Regions from separate parts of the Mus musculus genome. Here region 1 is linked to region 2. A link is a loop called in an ENCODE intact Hi-C map of the cell type or tissue named here. Cell type or tissue: gastrocnemius. All regions are shown on one strand. Each heading gives the region's core, and the rest is flanking DNA. Links, peaks and the distances in the headings are about the cores only.

Evidence for each region. Hi-C counts contacts between places; a loop is a spot of excess contacts. Peaks named below come from ENCODE experiments on the same cell type or tissue, not always from the same donor. Only the 100,000 strongest peaks of a DNase experiment are listed, where the experiment ranks them.
Region 1: it touches region 2 in a loop (2.4-fold over the local background); 14 of 42 quality-filtered maps call a loop at or near these places.

What each region holds. Positions count from the first base shown.
Region 1 is chr6:72,842,619-72,847,996 of GRCm38, forward strand. It overlaps Kcmf1 (potassium channel modulatory factor 1), which reads right to left. Exons shown (of 7, transcript NM_019715.2): 7 at 1-512. The coding sequence ends at 251. Among named protein-coding and RNA genes, the nearest start is that of Kcmf1, 55 kb to the right of the region's middle. In gastrocnemius, for the core only: no CTCF peak of the experiment used is centred there; no DNase peak of the experiment used is centred there.
Region 2 is chr6:72,900,149-72,905,526 of GRCm38, forward strand. No RefSeq gene overlaps it. Among named protein-coding and RNA genes, the nearest start is that of Kcmf1, 2.9 kb to the left of the region's middle. In gastrocnemius, for the core only: a CTCF peak has its summit at 2,362 (motif pointing left); no DNase peak of the experiment used is centred there; H3K4me3 peaks cover 834 bases; H3K27ac peaks cover 1,112 bases.

The DNA of each region.
Region 1 (5,378 bases), core at 298-5,297, 57 kb before region 2:
AGCCTTTTGCATGTCAAGGTACAGGAAGCAGAGATCACCCTGCACTGCTACCTACATTTACCTGCTAGAAGTAAAAATTAGTTAAGTGGAAATGATTATCATATATATTTCTCTCTTCCTTTTGAATGTACACAATGTAACAAGAGTGACAGACCTGAAATTACAATCACCACACAAACCCAGGATAGCTGTTGTCCACTTTCATTGGCAAATACAGCACAGAGGACATTGTCTTCGAGTGGGGAGGTCATCAAAGAGGAGGTGGTGGAGGCTCATTTCCTTTATTACTCTCTTTTAAATTTAGGTTTTCTAAAGCAACATCTAAAGGCATAATATCTACACAGCCCATAGCACCAAAATCTGCCATCTCCCCCCGATCATCCTCATCTGAGGACGAGCTCTCTTCGCGCACTAACGTGGAAAGAAGGAGCTCCTGGACAAACAGGCTGCGGTCCGCACGCTCGCTCTCCATGGACTGGCGCTCTGCTTCAGACATTTTGGGATCATTCAACCTGTACAGGTAAAAAAGGAAAGACTGTATTGGTAAAAAGTCCATGAATAATGAACGGCGAGGCCAAGTTCTATAGTCTGCTTGGGACGCTTTGTTTGGTGACCTCAACACGTGAGTTATGTTCGGATAAATCTCCACACTGTGTTTCAAACCTGAGTTCAGTGGATTCGGTGAGGCTGAAAACAAAACAAAACAAATAAACAACCAAAACAAACGAGCAAACACAGAAACTAAACCATAGAGGCAGCCAGACTAGCTTTGGAGAAAATCCTGGTGGAAATTCCTCTGAAAAAACAAAACACAAAACAAAGCAAGCAAGCGACTGCTGCCTGCTGGAGGCTTGGGATCAGCAGAGCGGGCACTGATTCGAGTGCAGCTCTAAACCACTAAGGACCTTTCTCTTTCCCGCTGTACTCTTCCTGAATACAGGTATGCACAAAGACTCAAGAAAGCATTTTCTTTTACTCTTCCCCATTTCTTTTGGGGGGGCCAGGGTCTTCTTGGGTGGCCTGCAACTTGCTAGGTAGATCAGGAAACCTGACCTACAACTCTTAGATCCAGCCACCTCTGTGTCCGGTGCTGGGATTAAAGGCTCATACCACCATGCTGGCTTGCTTTCTCGTTTGAAATGCGTATGTACCATCATAGTAAATGTAAGGCGTCCGGTCGAGTTCCTCCCACCTTCATGTGAGGCCTGGGGTTGACATCAGACTGCTGGGTTGATTATGTCACCTCATCAGACCACCATGCCATTCTCCTACCAAGTTCCAAGAGGATGGCAAGACATGTCAGTGGCATGACAGTCACTGGCTGACCATGGAACATGGACAGATATTAAAAGTTGAAAATGAGCCTGGTGTGGTGGCACACGCCTTTAATCCCAGCACTTGGGAGGCAGAGGCAGGCGGATTTCTGAGTTCGAGGCCAGCCTGGTCTACAAAGTGAGTTCCAGGACAGCCAAGGCTACACAGAGAAACCCTGTCTTGAAAAACAAACAAACAAACAAAAAAAAATGTTGAAAATACTGCCAGGTATTTTCAGGTGTGCATGCCTTTAATCCCAGGACTTTGAAGCCAGGAAAAAAGCTGAAAATCCTACTTACTACTAGCTATGCTGTGACCAACAACCAGGCCTGACTCTGTGTTCTGTGTGCATCTTTCTGGCCCCAGCAGTTGGAATTTACCATTTTAAAGAAAGAGGAAACTCAAGCAGAGATCAGCTAACTTGCTCAAAGTCTCAGTTAAAAACTACCAGAGTGATGAGCTCTGCGGCTCAGATAAGAGAAGAGCTACAGAACTTAAAAGGGGCCAAAGTTAGTTCACCAAACACCACTACAGCCACACTGAAATGGCCCCTAGGACCCATGGTCAAGAGCATTTTAAGAATGTCACAGGAGAATACTAGCAGATTGGAGGCTGAGTAATAGCTACACATTCCCAACAATTACTGAGGTTTTCAGCTCTGGAAGAGGGCTTTGGTCAATGTTGGGAGAGAAGTCAAATCTATAACAGAGATACAGGGTGGATAGAAGATTAATCACATAGTATCAGATGAACTAGAGACATACAAGAAGAGGCATCCCCTGCTGGGAAATATTGGAAGTCAGTATTATTCTAATTTTAAGGGAAAGAGCTAAGAAAGTGCCTATGTCTTGAGGTGCAGATAAAATGTGGCACTAGGATTCAATATTTTGATGAGTCAGAAAAGAGCTGCTAAGCTAAAGATCTTCAAACTAAGGTTAGCCAAACTAGCTGGTCCACTCTCTGACTTAGGCACTTAACATGCCAACCATTTTTGACCTCCCTGGAAAAAACAGTGTCCTTATAGTCAGCTCCAGGATAATATGAACACTTCACACAGAGCAGGAAATAAATGCCCCTGTTGATGCTGCAGTTGCTTTTCTTTTTTGGTTTTTCGAGACAGGGTTTCTCTGTATAGCCCTGGCTGTCCTGGAACTCACTCTGTAGACCAGGCTGGCCTTCAACTCAGAAATCTGCTTGCCTCTGCCTCCCAAGTGCTGGGATTAAAGGCGTGTGTCACCATGCCCAGCTTGCAGTTGCTTTTCTGTTCAAAGTTTATAAAGCATGCTAATACAGTTGAAGGTCCAAAGAACCCAAAAGCAAATAAGCTGGTCTTTAACTACAATGTAACCTAGGATGACTTTCAATATTTGATCTTCCTGCTTCCACCTTAAGAATGATAAGGATTGGGGCTGGAGAGATGGCTCAGTGGTTAAGAGCACAGACTGTTCTTCCAGAGGTCCTGAGTTCAATTCTCAGCACCCACATGGTGGCTCACCTGTAATGGGATCTGATGCCCTCTTCTGGTGTGTCTGAGGAGGACAGCTACAGTGTACTCATGTATATTAAATAAATAATTCTTAAAAAAAAAAAAAAAAAGAATTATAAGGATTATAGGCAAATTTTACCATGCCCTGTTGCTGAAAGTTGAGGCAGGAGCATGAGTTCAAGGCCAGTCTAGATTATAGAGTGAGACTCTGGAAGGGAAAGAGTAGGAGAGGAAGATCTGCAGACTGCAGGTCACCATGCATCTATTACACAGCTTCAGGAGACAACGGTCCTTTCAGAAGTCAGTGTGTGTCTAATGACAGAGAGTGTGAGACAACACATTATGCTCTGGTCATTTTTTAAAAATCTTTTTTTAGGGGGCTGGAGAGATGGCTCAGTGGTTAAGAGCACCTACTGCTCTTCCGAAGGTCCTGAGTTCAAATCCCAGCAACCACATGGTGGCTAACAACCATCCGTAATGAGATTTGACGCCCTCTTCTGGTGCATCTGAAGACAGCTACAGTGTACTTAGATATAATAATAAATAAATCTTTAAAAAAAAATCTTTTTTTAAATGCACAGGAAATGAAATCACTCTGATTAACTCTACCGAGTAGTTTGGAATTAAAAAGATATAGAAAACACATACATATACTAAACAAAAACCAAGAGGGCAATGTCTTCCCAACTGTCGCATGCACCTGAGTGCAGGTGTCTGTGGAGGCAGATGAGAACACTGGATACCACGGAGCTGGAGTCACAGGCACTTGTAAGCCTCCTGGTATAGATGCTGCAAATCACACTCTGGTTCTCTGCAGGATCAGCAGGTATTCTTCACCACTGAACCCTCTCTCTAGCTCCTTGACAACTTGCTCTGTAGACCAGGCCTTATTTGCCTCCTGAGTGCTGGGATTAAAGGTGTGTGCCACCGTGTCAGGTCTTTTTTTTTTTTGGATGCACAATTTTGCAGTACATAGACTGGCCTCGAACTCTGGCTTCATCTGTAGCCATGAGCTTTTCTCTTTGTTCCCAGAAATAATGACTCTGAGAATTAGATATGCTCCTATATGAATAAATGCCTAGACCATAAGCTTTGGCTCATTCCAACTATTTGTAACTTACATAATCCATTTATTTTAGTCTATGCCACACAGTTGGTTACCTCGAAGTTTCATGCATCTGACTTCCTCAGAATTTGGGGTGAATCTCCTACTTTTAACTCTTCCTAGAATCCTCTCTCTCTGCCAGATGTCCCACCTTCTATTTTCTACCTCAGCTAATAGGCCATCAGTTTTTTATTGATAGGTGATTCTTCCACACAGTACATAAGAGATTCTCTCTCTATTCACCCTCCTGAATGCTGGGATTAAAGACATGAACCTCCATGCCTGGCTAGTAAGACGTCCTTTTCTTGGCAAGATATTTCACCCACAGTGCAGCCAACTTCCAGGGAGACACACACTGGCAGGCGTGTTTCAGGTGGGTGCCCAGACTTCAAAGGGCACAGCTGTTGTTCAGTCTCTGTAGGAAGGTAATGATGGCAGCAGGCAGAGCCTTATGCAGCTTACACTGACCCACTCTTGCCTGGTGGTAAGAGGTACTCACTGGCCTTATAGGCTACTGCAAAGATAAACCACTCTGAAAAATGCCTCCTTAAATTCACAATAAATGACAATGATCAGTATTTTTAATAATCCCTCATAACTGGCAGGATTCCTGAATAGGGTACTGATGATAAAACTAAAGATAGGAAAAGATTTGTCTTAGGGCTAAATGTTTTAAGTGGCAAAGCTGGGACTCTAACCATAGGATCTTGTTTGAGCACTTCTCATTCTATGCCTGCCTAAGCACTCTACTATGCATTGTGTTCCACCTACACACACGTTCTACTGCACTGAGGGATTTAAGTGCAAGAAGAAAGGAGAAATTGTAGTTTCTTGTAAAGTCCCAAAGAATCACCATACACATTATAGTTTAGAAACTTGATTTTCATGTAGCCAAGCTGGCCCTTGAAATCCTGATCTTCCTCCCTTTTCCAAGTGTTGGGATCACAGGGAAGCGCTATGGCTGGTGTATTTAATACTGGAGACTCGTCCCAGGTTTTGTGCATGCCAGGCAAGCACTGTTCCAACCTAGCTACATTCCCAAGTCCAAGTTAACTATGCCATAGACTAATTTTCATGTTACTATTTTCAGAACGACTTATGTGAATGAATGTTTTGCCAACATGTATGCATGTGCATCGTGTGCATGCCTAGTACCTGAAGAGACCAGAAGATGGTGAAGTCACTGGGCAGGTTGTGAGCTGTCATGTGGGTGCTGGGAACTGAAGCCAGGTCTCCTCAGGAAAAAAAGAGCAAGGCTCCAAGTTCTGAGTGAGTCTACTGCTTGCTACCTTTCTCACTAAACTTGAACCTTACCAACTGGCTCAACTGATGGTCAGGGAGCCTACCAGGATCCTTTCGTTTCCACCTCTTAGGGCTATGGCAACAGAACCCCCTTTTCCCATAGGTGTGGGGATCTGAACTGAGGTCCTCATGCTGGTGCAGTGAACACTACCCACTGTGCCATCCATTAAT
Region 2 (5,378 bases), core at 267-5,266:
CGCAGGCACCCGAGCCCAGCCGCGGCCCGCCACGCTGCGCGTGGGGAGGACGAGGACGCGAAACGCCCCCGACGTGGCTCCCCAGCGCCTGGGCGCGCGGCGGCCGGGCCATCGCAGACGTCCCGGGGACGTGTGTGTGTTTGTGTGCTGCTTTGAAAGCCGGGGACCCAGAAGGGAATGGCAGTCGGGCCTCCGGGGCTCGCGGGTCCCCAGACCCAGGGGGAGGCCGAGGCCTAGCGAGCCGGCTCGGCCGCCCGCTCGAATGCGCTGCGGGAAAAACTTGGTGGGCTTCGGGGGTACTTTGCTTCCGGCTGTGTGTGCAGGTCTTTCCCTCCACCCAGGCTCCTTACAGGCTACTTTCTCTTCAGGCATTGCTAACTCGACAAACACTTGAGACTACCCCTGACCACGTGTCAGTGGTGGCGTGGCGCAGGTAGAACAGATCGCGCCCTGGAGTTAAGACGTGTTCAGCCCTGGGATTCTGGTTCTGATATGCTCGGTGTAACCTTGAACAAGTGACTTAACCTTGCTGAGCCTTCGCTCTAAATTGGTTCGCTTTGGGTGGTTAATTTTGCCTTGGTAGTCTCGAGATTGGACAAAGTTCCCAGCTAAGTTTACTGAAACTAGGGTCCAAGGTACTGCTTGCTTTGGCGATTTTCCTAATTTGCCCACCCTCCACCGACTGTGGGACCTGGACAAAGCGTTGGTTGCCTTAGCTTCTGTGACTTTCAAAAAGGGCAAGCATATCAATAGATGCAGGAGAGATACAGTACCAAGATTCGACGTGTAGAGTAGCAAAGGAAGGACCCTATTTGTTACAATATTTTATTGAATATGATTTAAGATATGTCTGGTTTTGAAAATACTAAAAGGCTTAATCCGAGAGACTACATAGTAGGTCATCCCTGTCTACCCAAGAAACTAGCTGTAATTAAATTGGGGGTGGTTTTGAGGCATGACCTCAGATAGCCCGAGGCAGTCCTTGAATTGCTCAAGTAGCTGATTCTGACCTTCCCATCTCCCAGGGGCTGGAACGAAAGGCATCTTCCACCACACCCCCACCTAATTTGGGTTTAAATGAGGACTAGATAACAAATATTTCTGTTTCGGGTGTGGAATTCCGCACACTACAGACCGGCCTGAGGAAGACTATGCCTAGTAGGGCTTACAAAGGGAGAGCAGGGTTTGTAGTTAGCCTGATCGACATCCTGGTTAGTGGGTCCTTTCTGACAACCCTACACATTTTATTATTGGCAAGTGATCCTGGGTGTAAGCCAGTTCCCTGAACTTGAGCTGTGAAAGTCAGGCTAGCAGCTCTTAACGCATACACAGGTGGTGAATAATGGTTTTTTATAAATTTGTATCAAAGTTTGTAAGCAGTTCTGTAAAAATGCTGGAGCATTTAGAGTAGCCAACAAAAGCAACACTTCCAGAAAGGAATACCAGTAAGTATGGAAAAAACTGGGTGAAAATAGAAAGGAGACTATTGAGGAGGAAGAAGGGGCTGGAGCTGTGAGGTGAAGTGTGCCCCAAGTCCCAAGTCTACGGAAAAGTCACTCAGGGTTGTGTACAGGCATGATGCTAGGGGAAGAAACATTAAAAACAAGTCTTACTGTATTGAAGGGTTAGCTAGTTTTTTTTTTTTTTTCACCTGCCTCTGCCTCCCAAGTGCTGGGTTTAAAGGCCTGTGTTACCACTGCCCGGTAGGGTTAGCTAGTCTTGTTCATGGGAGGAAACATAGCTTGGTCTGACCTCCAAGGGACTACCATGTTTTTTTGACAGTGATTTCATTGTTAGTATCCCAGCTTAGCCGTGAATCTCCAGCTCTTCCTGCCCTAGATCTCCTTCCCATGCCTCCTTGGTTTCCCCCATGTCCAGTTGAAAGTCACAGGTATCTTTACCAAACTTACTGTGTTCCATAGATGGCCCAGTTCTAGTCCTTAAAACAACAGTCAGATAAATCCTAATGAGATTTAAATACCATCAGTAGATCAGCAGACAATAGCTGCACCTTTTTGTGTTTTTCTGTACTTCTTTAAGGTTTTAAGATTAGGGGGAAATGAGCCAGGCGTAGTGGCACACATCCTTTAGTTCCAGCACATGGGATGCAGAGGCAGGCATAGCTCCCAGCCTGGTCTCCATGGAGTGTTCCAGGACAGTCAGCAGAGCTACACTGGGAGACCCTGCCTCAAAAAGACAAAAAAAAAAAAAAAAAAAAAAAAAGATTAGGGCAAGTGTCCAAGAGAAGGGCCAGAGAGATGGCTCAGCGGTTAAGAGCACTGACTGCTCTTCCGAACCCTGAGTTCAATTCCCAGCAACCACATGGTGGCTCACAACCACCCGTAACAAGATCTGGCGCCCTCTTCTGGAGTGTCTGAAGACAGCTACAGTGTACTTACATATAATAATAAATAAATCTTAAAAAAAAAAAAGAGTCCTGTCAGTCCTGTTAAAGCATGAAATAAGTCACCTGGACACAAATGACGTGAGCAATCCTATGCAGCAGAGTGAGGCTTGGGGAGCTAGATAGTCTACTGAGGACTTTTGAGATCATATTCTCTACTGTACTTGTAATCTTGACATTGCTGGGTATGCTTGTCAGAGTTCTGAACTATGAACCTGTCCTTAAGCAAGAAAATCAATAGTGTCTGGGCTCAGTGGCTCAAGCTGTAATCCCAACACTCAAAAGACAGAGTCAACCTGATTTACATAAGAGATTTTTACCTCAAACAAAAGTATGACTAGAGGTAACTCAGCAGTTGAGCGCACAGAAGTCAGATGGCCTACAAACACCTATAACTTCAGTTCCATGGGTTCCAATGCTCTCTTCTGACCTCTGCAGGCACCCTTGTATGTGAGGCACACACACGTAAATAAAACTCAGGTGTCTGGGTTTGGTTTGTTAAAGAAAAACAAGTTCCAAGCCAGCCATCTCATAAGGAAAAAGTACTTTGAAAAAAAAAAAAGCAAGGTGGTGGCACACACCTTTAATCCCAGCAGGGCCATCTCACTCAGAGTTCAAGGCCCTGGTGTTCCAGGACAGCCAGGTCTACACAGAGAAACCCTGTCTCCAAAAACAAAAGACAAGCAAGAGCCAGGCATAGTGATACATGCCTGTTCTGGCATTTAGGAGTCAGGACAAAGCCAGCTAAGCTGCACTGGTACAAACAAAGAAGCACCAAAAGGTCTGGGGAGATGGCTCCATGGCTAAGAGCACCCAAGAGCAACTCACAGCACCCAGGTCTGGCTCTTCACAAAAGGTCTGGGGAGATGGCTCCATGGCTAAGAGCACCCAAGAGCAACTCACAGCACCCAGGTCTGGTTCTTCACAAAAGGTCTGGGGAGATGGCTCCATGGCTAAGAGCACCCAAGAGCAACTCACAGCACCCAGGTCTGGCTCTTCACAAATGCCTCCAACTCCCGTTCCGGGCACCTGTCACCCACCCTCTTCTGGCTCCAGAAGCACCAAAACACCTGTGGCATACGCACATAAATTGAAAGTTAAAAAACCAGGTGAGTTCCTGCGAGCTGTAGGTAGGGCTGCTGTTAACAGCCTGACGTGCTTTCCGCCATCCCGACTTTCTGCTGTGGCCCTTTGTCTCCGTGTCCCATGTTGATTCCTGCCTCTGGGCCCTGCACCTGCTCTCCATTCTGTTTATTGGGAGTTGAGATAATTCAAGCCCCAGTTTAAGTCCATATTCCTTGTACCTTACTTAGTAAGCTTTTCCTGTCTGCTCAGTTTGTGCTTGTTAAAGCTAGGTGTGTGATGTTTTTCATCTTTTTTGGTAGATTGAGGGGGGCAGGAACCACAGGCCCTCCTTCCTTCACCAGGATGTACTAGTGATAAGCGAATGGATTAGTCATTTGGAGCCAAGATGAAGTGGGATCATAATCAAAGGCAAGACATTGTGGGAGGTAGTGAGGCTGAGAGGGCAGGACAGCTCCATTCAGGAGCTTCTTGTTTGTTGTGTGTTTGGGTTTTTTTGTTTGTTTGGTTGGTTGGTTGGTTTTTCGAGACAGGGTTTCTCTGTGTAGCCCTGGCTGTCCTGGAACTCACTTTGTAGACCAGGCTGGCCTCGAACTCAGAAATCCACCTGCCTCTGCCTCCCAAGTGCTGGGATTAAAGGTGTGCCCCACCACACCCAGCTTTGTTGTGTTTTCTTAACACAGAAAAGGGTGCCATGGATGTCAGTGAGAAAACAGCTGGCGATAATTGGTAAAGGTTTATAATAATTTTTCTGTTTTTCATGTATGTATCTGGTACACATGTATGCTTTATGATTTGGATGCACATACCTGTGTATGGAGGCCAAGAGTTAATGTCAGAGATCTTTACTTGGCTCTTCCACCTTATTCATTGAGACAAGGTCTCTCAATCAAACCCAGAGCTCACTGATACAGCTAGTTTTTGGATTTCTGGAGTTTGGAACTCTGAATCCCAACCCCTCACATTTTCATGAAAAGTGGTTTATCCACCGTAGAGATAATCTCTTGTGCATTGTATAGAAACATTCATCTGTCAGTAAAATGCTGATTGACCAATTGAGCAGAGAAAACATTAGAAGGTGGGACATCTGGCAGAGAGGTTTGAGTCAGGCACAGGAGATTCTCCCACAACATCGGAGGAGGTAGACACATGAAGCTGAGGACCAGGTAGCTAGCCATGTGGCATGACTTAGAGTAAAATAAATGGGTAATTAAATTATGAGCTAGTCGGGGAAACAAGCAAAGCTTTATTCATGGCCTAGAATCTTTATTCATGAAATATTAAGTCTCAGCTTCGTTATTTCTTGGAACAAAGTGGATGGGTGGAAAAACATCATTTGCAGATGGCTTTAGTTACAACCCACTGAGGGTTAGAAATGTGTTCCCATCCCCCTTATAAAATAATCTAAGAGGGCCTAAAGAGATGGCTCAGAGACTAAAAGTGCATACTGCTCTTGCCGAGGAACCAGTCTTAGTTCACCTTCCTGTGTGGCTTATAACCACTCATTACTCCGGTTTCAGGGGGGTTCTTGAATATAGAAATATAAGGGACTAAAGAAATGACACAGTGGCTACTGGTTAGTACTGTGCTTTCAGAGGACCTGAACTTGGTTTCTAGTACCCAAGTCTGGTGGCTCCCAACCAGTGTTAAGTCCAATTCTAGGGCCTCTGTGGGTACCCCAAAACTCAAGAACACACACGTACAGACACAGAGTTAAATATTAAAAAAAAAAGTATAGCTGGGTGGTAGTGATGCATGCCTTTAATCCTAGGACTCAGAAAGCAGAACCAGGCAGATCTCTGAGTTCAAGGTCAGCCTGGTCTACAAAGTGATTTCCAGGATAGCCAGGGCTATACAGAGAATCCCTCTATCAAAAAACCACCACCACCAC